Regions from separate parts of the Mus musculus genome. Here region 1 is linked to region 2. Evidence: chromatin loops called from intact Hi-C (ENCODE). Cell type or tissue: heart. All regions are shown on one strand. Each heading gives the region's core, and the rest is flanking DNA. Links, peaks and the distances in the headings are about the cores only.

Region 1 (5,721 bases), core at 812-4,811, 140 kb after region 2:
ATAAAGTAAGACCTTAATTCAAAACAAAACCACAAAAAAACTTTTAAAATGGTTATTACAGCCAAGCAGTAGTGGCACACACCTTTAATCTCACCACTTGGGAGGCAGAGGCAGGTGAATATCTGAGTTCCAGGCCAGCCTGGTCTACAGGGACAGCCAAGGCTGCTACACAGAGAAACCCTGCTTCAATAAAACAAAAATAATTAAAGAAGGTTATTATAAAACACCGAGGAGAAAGGGGAAGGCATAGATTATGCAGTTATATGATAACCTCAAAAGTAAAAATAAAATAAAATAAAATAAATCACCCTAACAACCAAGAACAGCAAAAGTGTCAACTCGAGCTCTTTATTCTTACAGTCTTATCTCTACTCCTTTTATTGGAGTTTTTACAGCTGCTACCATCCTGAACCACAATTCCATATCTGGATTCCCAAATAGCTCTAAGCAACCCAGACAGGAGTGCACTCTTATGCCCAAGGTCAGAACATAGATGTGCAACAGGTGCATGTTTGGCTTTGACCAAATTAACAAAGTAAGTGGGCTATGGAAATTCCAGCTCTGCAATGCAAGCACTAGAGCAGCTGAGACAGGAGAATTGCCACAAGTTTCAAGCCAACTGGAGATAAGAGCGAGACAGTGTCAATAAATAAATAAATAAATAAATAGCAATGGAATATCTCCAACAGAGCCTAACATACTGATTCAATTCCTGCAAAAACATTTCAAAGTCCTCACAGCTCTACTTGCATGTAAGCTTACTGGCACATTTACTTTGTGATTTAAGTGCAATTCGTAAGCAAAACCCACACAGGCGACATCTTCAGTTGTTTTCACCTTAAAGTGGATGATTGCATCTTCTCAGCAAATGTCAATGTCACAGAAGAAAATGTAGTTTACATAATCTCTTACTATAAACTCAAGAAACAATTCAAGTTGAAAACCTGTCAGTGATTCTCAGCTTCTCTTGCCCTGCCCACATAGCTGCCTACCCACATTTTTAAGTCTTACAAAGAACATTCTTTGTAAAGAAAACAGTAGTCTTCTCTAAATACATTGTAACCAGCAATTTTAGTCACTGGCTATTTTCTACAACTTTAAATGGGCACAGTAAGTACTTTAGTATTATTCTCCCTGTCTTCTTCCCATAAAGCAAAGATTTGTAGGCTAATTTGTAAGTAGGCAGAAAATGAGTCTTTATTATATCAATTAAAATAAGCTTAGCAAATCACGCTGTAGGAAGGCGTCAGGAATCCTAGAAGAGATATCCAATTATAAGATATTCTCCCGCCAAATGATAAATTATAGTGCCAGATGTACTCTCTCTAGGGTTCAGAGAGTTGTGACTAACTTACATTCTAAATGAAGAGGAGGGCCCTAGAAACGAAGCCCTAGCCATCCATCTATTTGGTTCTTCCACAACTGAAAAACTAAACAGGAGGCCCAAGGACTGTCGTAGGAAGAAGATCCTTGAAGAAAGATCCCTGCAGAGATGAGCAAGTCCTAAAGGGATCTGTCAAAGACGGAGTCATTCATTCATCTCTGCAAATTAGTATTAATAAGCACTGACCCGCCACCCCCCTGCACTTCGAGCCTGCGGACCCGAGATGAACCCTGCCCTCCAGGACACAGGACTGAGGTGGCGCATTGCGTGATGACACCCAGACACTATGACCTCCATAAGGCAGTTCTGGGAACTGATTTCGTCTACGATTCTTGTTCACCTCTTGTTTATCTCAGACGTTGCATACTGCAGGTGCTTACTGTTTGCAGGCTGAACCTATAAATACACATGAAACTGTCCCACCAGCGTGGATCTGCAGGTGCATGTCCACCGCGGCTCCCGGGTCCAGGCCGTCATCCGCCACTCCCCGCGGTAGACCTGGCTGGGACTTGTCCCTGGCCCGAGCTGTGCCGCCCTCCCCGCCCCCGTGCGGCACTCACCGTTGGTGTAGGGAGACCCCGAGGCTGAGGCGGCTCCGTTCTGGGCCTGGAGGCTAGCTGCGGCACCGCGGGCAGCGGGGATCCGGGGCTGGGCCATGGCGCCCGGGGATCTCAGGGTAAGACGGAGCCGTCGGGGTCGACCGCAGCGCCCAGCCTAAGAGCTCCAACAGGAAAACCGAGGGCAGGGACCTGGAGGCCGGAGAAGCGGAACACGCGGGGTGGCACGTCAAAGTAGAGGCATGGCGTGTCCGTGTCTTCTGCCCGCCGGCGGCCACGACCTGGCCAGGGCGCGGAGAGGCTCCGGAGTCAGGCCGGCTGGGCTGGGAACGCCGGGCTCGGAGGCAGCAGCCGAACCCGGAGAGGAGGGAGGCCCTGGGCGGAGCCGCCGGCCGCGCAGGCACAGTGGGGACACGTGGCACTTCCGGTTCCGGCTGGAGGCTGCGGCCGTGCTCTCTGTCCCCGGGGAGCTGCCCCGAGGGCACCTGACAGTCCCGTGTCCGGGCCCGGAGGACCGTGCACGGACTCGCCTGCCACGTCACGGACTCCCGCCGCCCGCCGGAAGTAGCCTGTGTCACCACTGCGAAAATACCCGGCGTGGAGAACGTCACCTTGCTGACAGTCCCAGGGGTGGTGCGGATTTTTAGAATCGATTGGGTGGGACAGGAGAGACCCGGCTCCTCTTCCGGGATTCTCTGAGGATTACCTGAGACGACCGATGTCCTCGGCTACCGCTGGTGGCCCAGCCGATGCTATGCCAGCTGTAGAGTGCAAGAGAATTTTAAAAAGAGGTGTTCAATTACGTGTGTTTGTCAAAGTGTCATGGGCGGGACATGGCGGCAATCAGGAGGTCGAGGCAGAAGTGTTCTAAGTTCGAAGGCGGCCTAGTCAGGTCAGCCAGGGCTGGAGTGAAGATGCTGGGTCAAGGTTAAAATGTCTGATGACGTTAAGGAGGAAGCTCTTCTTTTCAACTGGAGGATTAAGATTAATTTTGACGTTAGCCTGTTGGTAGCATAGTCACTCCGAAGTACATCCACCACACATGGATCGGGAATCCATCCCTCTCCTATCCCAGTGTTGACAATGGAGTCCAATGTCCTAGGGAAGCCCTTAGTTTACACTGAGCTAGGCAACTTCTATAATAACAAGTATTTAGTTAATACTGAGGCTCCAAGCCGGGCGTGGTGGCGCACGCCTTTAGTCCCAGCTCTCAGGAGGCAGAGGCAGGCGAATTTTTGAGTTCGAGGCCAGCCTGGTCCACAGAGTGAGTTCCAGGACAATCAGGGCTAATCAGAGAAACCCTGTCCCGAAAAAAAAAAAAATACTGAGGCCCCGGACTAAATAACATTTAAAATGGTAATTGTAATGGTATCGTACTCCTATAGTTCTGGATACAGAAAAGTGAGGCAGGAAGATCTTGAATTCAAGACCAGCCTGGGCAATTTACCAGGACTCAGTTTCTTTAAAAGGGGTTAGATATGTAGGTCACTCATAAAGAGTTTCCCTAACCTTGTAGGAAGAAGCCCTGAGTTCAAAAGAATTAAAGGCAGTTTACATTATGAGAGTTTACATTAAGTCGAATAATTCAAATGTCCTTTCTGGGCAAGTAGCTTGTGGGTTGCTTTTATTTTTACCCCCAAACAGACTTTCTGACTTGTAAGACCAAAGAGAAGTAGAAACTGGTTGGTTATGCAACATACTTAGTGATATCAGTGTGATCTTTAGCTACTTTGGTTTTACCTGCTCCAAGCAGATGACAAAGTCCTTCACAGATGTGTGCTGCTGATTGAAACGTATTATGCCATGAGTTTCACAACCTCGGGCGAAAGTACATCTTACCAAACTCATTTACTATCTAATGCTGGCTACGAAGTATTACAGAAAAAGAGCACAATCTAAAACTACTGTCAGACCCAAGAAGCAAGCAGTAACCACATATACAAATTTACCCTAACCTTGATTTCATTAATAGTTACCTCAAAACCATACTAAAATATATTTGCTCTGAGTGGAATTAAACAATTAAAAAAAAAGATTGTTTTATTGTTTTAAAGTTTGTTTTCTGTATGTATGGGTACCTACATAGAAGTATTTACACGCTGGTCGATGGTGGCACACACCTTTAATCCCGGCATTTGAGAGGCAGAGACAGGTGGATTTCTGAGTTCGAGGCCAGCCTGGTCTACAGAGTGAGTTCCAGAACAGCCAGGGCTACACAGAGAAACCCTGTCTTGAAAAACCAAAAAAAAAAAGAAAGAAAAGAAAAGAAAAAAAAAGTATTTTACACCATGTGTATGCAGTGCCCACACAGAGGTCAGAAGGGGGCACTGCATCCCCCAGCACTGGAGTTGACAGTTGTGACCGCCATGATGTGAGTGATAGCAAAGGAACCCTAGTCCTCTGGGAGCACAGCCGGTGCTCTTCACTACCAGCCGTCTCTCCACGCCCCCACTCCTTATTACAAGATCCAGGTAGGCTTCTTTAGGATGAAGATGAAACTCTTTGGTTTGTTTTGCTTTGTGTTTTAGAGACAGTTTCTCATCTTGGTACTGCCTTGTAGACCAGGTTGGCCTCGAACTCATAGAGATCTACCTGCCTCTGCCTCCTGAGTGCTAGGATTAAAGGCACGCGCCACTACTCCTGGCTGAAGATGACTTTTAATCAAACTTTCACTTAAGAACATCTATGATGGGCTGGCGAGGTGGCTCAGCGGGTAAGAGCACTGACTGCTCTTCCGAAGGTCCTGAGTTCAAATCCCAGCAACCACATCGTGGCTCACAACCATCTGTAATGAGATCTGACGCCCTCTTCTGGAGTGTCTGAAGACAGCTACAGTGTACTTATATATAATAATAAATAAATCTTAAAAAAAAAAGAACATCTATGATAAAAATCCCAAACCACATACCTAAAAGCAGTAAAACAAAGCAATAACAACAAAAACCAGGGGGCTGGAGACATGGCTCAGTGATTATGAGCACTGACTGCTCTTCCAGAGGTCCTGAATTCAGTTCCCAGCAACCACATGGTGGCTCACAACCATCTTTAATGGGATCCAATGCCCTCTTCTGGTGTGTCTGAGGCAGCTACAGTGTACTCATATAAAATAAATCTTTCAAAACAAAACAACCCCCCCCAAAAAAACAACAAAAATCTAAGCCTCACTTTAAAGAGAAAATAGAGCTCAGAAACTGCCGAAGTTTTGTGAGGTCAGAAAAAAAAAAAATTGGTCTCTCTTCAAAGAGGTAAATGCTTAAGGCATAATTTCCAACTTCCCGTGGTTTAATCTCTTTATATTCAACCCCTTTGGAATTATCTTGGTTTGTTAACCTTGGCACAGTGGTTTGATTTGGTTAAATCAATCTTTCTTTGAACTTTGTCCCATTTAAGCAATATCTTTGTGCTCAGATTTTTAAAAGTAAATAACCTGATTGGTTAAATCAGTTAAATAGCTATAAATAGTTGACTAATAAGTAAACTATTTTGTTCCACTCCTAAATTTCTTTGTTGCTATTATTAACACCCAAACTATGGTTATGTTTCTGAATGTTTTACCTTCCAATTTGTCAACTTTAAGATCTTAAGGAGAGGCCAGGTAGTGCATACCTGTAACCCAGCACTTGGGAGTGAGAGGCAGGTAGATCCCTATGAGTTTGAGGCCAGCCTGGTCTACATATCTGGAACAGCTAGGGCTATGTAGAGAGCCTCTCTCTCCAACAACAACAAAAATTCATTCTGCTTGTGGTTCAAACAGAACAATTCAGTTATAGATATTTGAAC
Region 2 (5,721 bases), core at 584-4,583:
CTCTTCCAGAGGTCCTGAGTTCAGTTCCCAGCAACCACACGGTGGCTCAAAACCACCTGTAATGGGATCTAATGGCCTCTTCTGGTATGTCTGAAGACAGCTACAGTGTACTTTGAAATGTAACAAGTGCTTGTGATACCAAGGGAGTCTGAAGGCCAGCCTGCACAACATGTGCTCTCCCATGCAGCCTTCTGACCCTTCTGGCACACGTAAAGGAAATGATTCCTTTTTGGCAAATGAGAACCGGTTTCACAAGTTCTTGACGAATGCTTGCTTTTATCTAACTGCCAGGAATCCGCAGGTTGAGCTCATTCCTGAATATTCGGACTGCCTTTTGCCTTTTAGAGTTTGGAGAATTGGAGTTCCTCTGGGCCTGACAAACATAAATCTTTAAAAGAGAAAGAGATACTCCGTTTCAAAAATAAAGTCCAACCTTCTCTTTGGTAAACTCAGCAAAGGGGACAAAAGGGAGGCCAAATAAGTAAAGACAGCAGCCTCCCTGGCCGTTGTCCCCCCCAGCTGCACCAGAGCAGTCTTTTTGCTCTGATCATACCCTCGAGGCTTCTGGGTCCTCGTCCCTTAGCGGCGTGAAAGCCAGAGTCCAGGAACAACACCAGTTCCGCCCTTCCACCACCCAGCCCAGAAACCGGAAGAGGCGGGGAGAGGACAACCTACTGTCTGTCCCTCCTCCCTGCACAGCGGAGGGAAAACCAAAGCGGGTTTGCTCACCTCTGCACAGTCACCGAGCAAGCCAGCGCTCCCAAGCACAACAAGTGGCAGGGACAGGGTGCAAGAAAGTGGGGAGATTTGGGGTGTCGGTCAGTGGACGCTCAGTCTCCAGTCAACCCAAGAAAACTGCCAGACCCTATCTCCTGCTTCTTGAATTCTGGAGGCTGACTGAAGCCTCTTTCTGTGTCTACACCCTTCTGGGGAACTAGTCAGACTGCTTCTCTACTAGGAAGGCGGGACCTGGTTTACCCAGCAAAATAAAACACTGTTACTTTACCACCTTCTTATGTGGCCAAGAATGAAGCCAGATCCTCCTGTTTTAGGATTACAGGTGCAAGTCACCATATCCAGCTTTGTTTTTTTTTTTTTTTTTCTGGGACTTGAACCCAGAGCTTTGTCCATGCAAGCAAGCAGCCTACTGACCCAGCTCAACCCCATCTTAATTTTTTTTTTTTCTAAAGATTTACTGCGGGGCATGGTGGCGCACGCCTTTAATCCCAGCACTCGGGAGGCAGAGGCAGGCGGATTTCTGAGTTCGAGGCCAGCCTGGCCTACAAAGTGAGTTCCAGGACAGCCAGGGCTACACAGAGAAACCCTATCTCGAAAACCATTAAAAAAAAAAAAAAGAGTTGTCTTGATCATGGTGTCTGTTCACATATACCTACAAACATATGTATACAATACACATATACATATTATACAGACATATAGACAGACATATATACATATATACATATATACATTTGGTGGAGGAAGCAGAGCCCCTCAAACCACAGTTTATTCCTTCTCTCTGGCAATTTATACCTCCTTAGACAAAAGTTCTTTATAAAATTACCTCAAAGATGAAATGTTACATAAAAGGGGAGTTACAGAAGGATGTCGATAGTTCAAAGCAGTGCTTCATTCCATAAGCTCATTATGAGTTTAAAGCAACAGTGTCACATGGTCTTGCTTTATCATAGTGCACCCCTGTGGCTTCATCCTTGGACCTGACCTATAATCAGTGTTTTTCCTTGATCAGAAATCTGACCCAAGCCTATATTTCTCTTCTTAGTGAAACTTATGCAAGCTCACTGTATTCCTTATTATGCAGCCTTTACTTACTACTCAATGAGGAGGGGGCATTTTGGTTTTTTGAGACAGTGTTTCTCTGTATACCTCTGGCTGTCCTGGAACTCACTCTGTAGACCAGGCTGGCCTTGAACTCAGAAATCCACCTGCCTCTGCCTCCTGAGAGCTGGGATTAAAGGCGTGTGCCACCACGCCCGGCTTCACATTTTACTCTTGATTCTAACTTTATTACACCTTTCTGGCAAAACAATTAAAGCCATCTCCTTAAACTTTCTTCCTAAAATGATTTGAATCAAATCAACAACTCTATAAAGTCATTAATTCCTCTAAATAGCATTAATTCATGAAAGTTCACCTTCATGTTGATCTGTAGGAAATTTGAGCAAAAGGGTGGGCTAATACCCAGGAATCATTAAGCGATGTAATAGTGACAGAAAAGTCATATCGGCAGCAAGAAGCAACTGGGGCTGTGCCTCTCTGGCCATCTCAGCCGTGCAGAATGGTGAGCCATCTCCAGGAAACTCATTTGCTTGCCTTTTCTTTTTGATTTATTTATTTATTATATGTAAGTACACTGTAGCTGTCCTCAGATACTTCAGAAGAGGGCATCAGATTTTGTTACGGATGGTTGTGAGCCACCATGTGGTTGCTGGGATCTGAACTCGGGACCTTCGGAAGAGCAGTCGGAGCTCTTAACCACTGAGCCATCTCGCCAGCCCTTGCTTGCCTTTTCTAAATGGCTTCTGTCATATTTAAACCTTCTTAACCATATATCTATGGAATTTCTATTTAGTACTTTTGGATTAAGGTGGGCCTCAGGTAACTAATGCCACACAGAAAACAAAACCCACCGTTGATTGAGTCCACCCTGCAAACAGGGAGATGCCAGCCACAGCTAGCGGTAACTTCAGGGCTTTCCAGAAGGTGGCGATATAACAAAGGTAGTAGATTAGGACAGAAGCTGCCAGACCTCCTCCTCCTCCACCACCACCTCGAAAGTTCTGGGGAAGATGGAAGGCTGGGACCATCAAAGCTTGGGCAGTGGAGGAGCCACCTTTCTCCCCTGTCATAATATATAGGTATCCTCCTAACCCCTGTCATAATGTATGGGTATGTGCAGACCTAACATCAGAAGACAGGTGAGTCTCAGAAGTCACCCTCTCTGTCTCTCTAAACTAGGTCTCCCTCAGATTCAAATCAGCTGGCAAATATTAAGCATTTGCTGTTTAAATACTTGATTTCCCCACCATTTAGTAATCGCTTACTGAGACACATCCAGGCCTCCCTACAACCTAAAAAAGAGAGATGATTTCAATCTTTACTAGGCTACCCAGTGCTCCTTCCTCCAACAGCCTTCCCTGGTTCTGTCTTTCTTGGCAATTCAGAGAATGTATCCCAATCTGACATATCCTGGTCCTCTTGCTGCTGTCCAAGTGATGGCTTTTAGTGGCTGGAAATCATACTCAACTATCTCACAGGTCTCATAGTTGTCAATCAGGGATAGGTAAGTTCTGTGTCCTTCACAAAACACAGATCTAAATGTGGGCCTGATTTTTGGCATCTGGCACTCAGGATCCTCCTTCATATTCACCCTTACCAGCTTCAGTCCCTCTACGTCACAGAGCTGAGGTCCCCGTTTCCTGTTGCTCCAGGGTTCTCATTAGCTAGCTGGACTCTTCATCCAGCACATGTCACCTTCCTTCCTACCTTTCTGGTTTTTCAGATTTGCTTTTAACATTTAAGAACTTTTGATTGATTTATTTCCTGTGTGTGAGTGTGTTGCCTGAAAGCACATCTGTGCAGCACATGCACTCCTGAGGCCCTTGCAGATTAGACATTTCAGATCCCCTGGAACTGGAGTGGGTTTTTTTGTTTGTTTGTTTGTGTTTTTTTGTTTGTTTGGGGGGGGTTGGTTTTTGTTTTTTGGTTTTTATTCAAGACAGGGTTTCTCTGTATAGCCCTGGCTGTCCTGGAACTCACTCTGTAGACCAGGCTGGCTTTGAACTCATAAATCCACCTGCCTTTGCCTCCCAAGTGCTGGGATTAAAGGCATGCGCCACCACTGCCCGGCCTCTTTTTTTTCTTTTTTCTTTGCGGTTTTTTTTTTTTTTTTTTTTGGAGACTGTTTCTGTGTAATCCTGGCTGTCCTGAAACTCGATCTGTAGAACAGGCTAGCCTTGAATTCAGAGTTCCTCCTGCCTCTGCCTCCCAAATGCTGAGAGTAAAGGTATGCACCACTACTGCCCAGCGGAAGTCACTATGTAGACCAGGCTGACCTTACTGCCCAGCGGAAGTCACTATGTAGACCAGGCTGACCTGATCCACCTGCCCCTGCCTCCCCACTGCTGGGATCAAAGGTGTGCGGTTTATAGTTTGTGCAACAGGATCTAGGAGGGGGAAAAGAAAATATGAAAAAACTTTCAGGTGCGCCAGGCTTTACCTAACCAGCAGCAGCAGGTCACAAGGCAGGTCACAAGGAGCTCAGGGGACACAATCCCGTTGTGTATTTTCCTTCCACCCGCTCTTCAATCTCTCCGGGCCCCGCCTCTTTCCCTTTGGGCTCCGCCTCTTTCCCTTTGGGCCCCACCTCTCGGCCCCAGGCCCCGCCCCTTTCCCTCTGGAAACCCGGTTCTAAATTCGGCCTCCCTGGGATTCCCGCGGTGAAAATCCAAATCCCGTGCTTAGATTGACCTTTAACTCCGCCCCCATATCCAAAATCCCGCCCCTAGAGATCTACTTAGAGATTGGTCGGTGTAGAATATTTAGTTTCCCAATTGGTCACAGGGTAGAGCCACTTGAAAACCCGGAAGTGATGTCGGAGGCGGCGGCCGCGTGGTTCCTCTATGCCGGGACGGAGTTGTAGTTGCTAAGATGACCAAAGTAAAGGCCGCTCCCGAAGAGTCCGAGGCGCAGGCGGAGGGCTGCAGCGAGGAGCGCACGTACAAAGAGCTGCTGGTCAATCTGAACCCCATCGCGCAGCCCCTGGCTTCCCGCCGCCTGACGCGCAAGCTCTACAAGTGCATCAAGAAGGGTGAGGCGGGCGCGTGGCGATCGCGGTCCGGGACCGGTGACTTGGGCGGCCCGGGGTCGAGCCTCGTGAGCGAGGTGTCGGCTCACGCTTCTCTCTCTTTGTAGCTGTGAAGCAGAAGCAGATTCGTCGCGGGGTGAAGGAGGTTCAGAAATTTGTCAACAAGGGCGAGAAAGGGTAAGAACCCGGCTTCCTCTGGTTTTTAAGTTTTGTGTGGTTTTTATTTTTATATTCCAGTGCCGGGGATTGAACCTAGGGCCTTGTGCACGGTACACAAGTACTACGGCACTAAGTTTGGCTTATTAACTGGTTAAGAAGAAATTCCACCTACTCAATAAAGGTGAAGTTGACCAACCAGTCTAGCAGTCAACTCCCTTCACTACCAGTAAATGGAACTCCCAGTAAATGACAGGGAAGAGAATAGGAATCCAGCCCGTGTAAACTAGAGTCCTGATCATTCACTCTGTAGAACGGCACAACTTTTTCAGGCTCTAGGCAACGTGCTATATGTAGAGAGACATTTTCCCAAGTAGGGCAGGGGAGAATGCGGGCTAGCTTCCGAAGTATAGCTAGTTCAAGGCCGTCGTGGTCTATGGACAGGTCTCAAAACAAACAAAACTCCCAAAAGGAGAAAATGATAAGCCAGTGATAGGCCTTTAATCCCATCAGAGGCAGATCTCTTAAGTTTTCAGCCATGACTATGTATAGAGACCCTGTCTCAAAACAACAAAGGAAGAGAATGAATGAATGAAGGTTTATTTGGGGTGAGGGGGTGGAATCCTGAGAAGAGTAGGCTCTTGGACAGGGCAGTGTAGTGGCACTTACACAATGTAAGTGGTTACTCCTTTTAAGTGTATGACTGTTTTGCCTGCGTGTATATGTTGGTGCATCAC

The links. Peaks named below come from ENCODE experiments on the same cell type or tissue, not always from the same donor. Only the 100,000 strongest peaks of a DNase experiment are listed, where the experiment ranks them.
Region 1: it touches region 2 in a loop (3-fold over the local background); 1 of 42 quality-filtered maps calls a loop at or near these places.

The regions. Positions count from the first base shown.
Region 1 is chr11:51,754,133-51,759,853 of GRCm38, forward strand. It overlaps Sec24a (Sec24 related gene family, member A (S. cerevisiae)), which reads right to left and starts at 2,702. Exons shown (of 23, transcript NM_175255.3): 1 at 1,945-2,702. The coding sequence starts at 2,041. In heart, for the core only: no CTCF peak of the experiment used is centred there; a DNase peak (open chromatin) is centred at 2,399; H3K4me3 peaks cover 2,436 bases; H3K27ac peaks cover 1,603 bases.
Region 2 is chr11:51,615,147-51,620,867 of GRCm38, forward strand. It overlaps Nhp2 (NHP2 ribonucleoprotein), which reads left to right and starts at 4,627. Exons shown (of 4, transcript NM_026631.4): 1 at 4,627-4,831; 2 at 4,936-5,005. The coding sequence starts at 4,672. In heart, for the core only: CTCF peaks have their summits at 680, 2,717 (motif pointing right) and 4,557; DNase peaks (open chromatin) are centred at 645, 2,765 and 4,505; H3K4me3 peaks cover 1,174 bases; H3K27ac peaks cover 1,102 bases.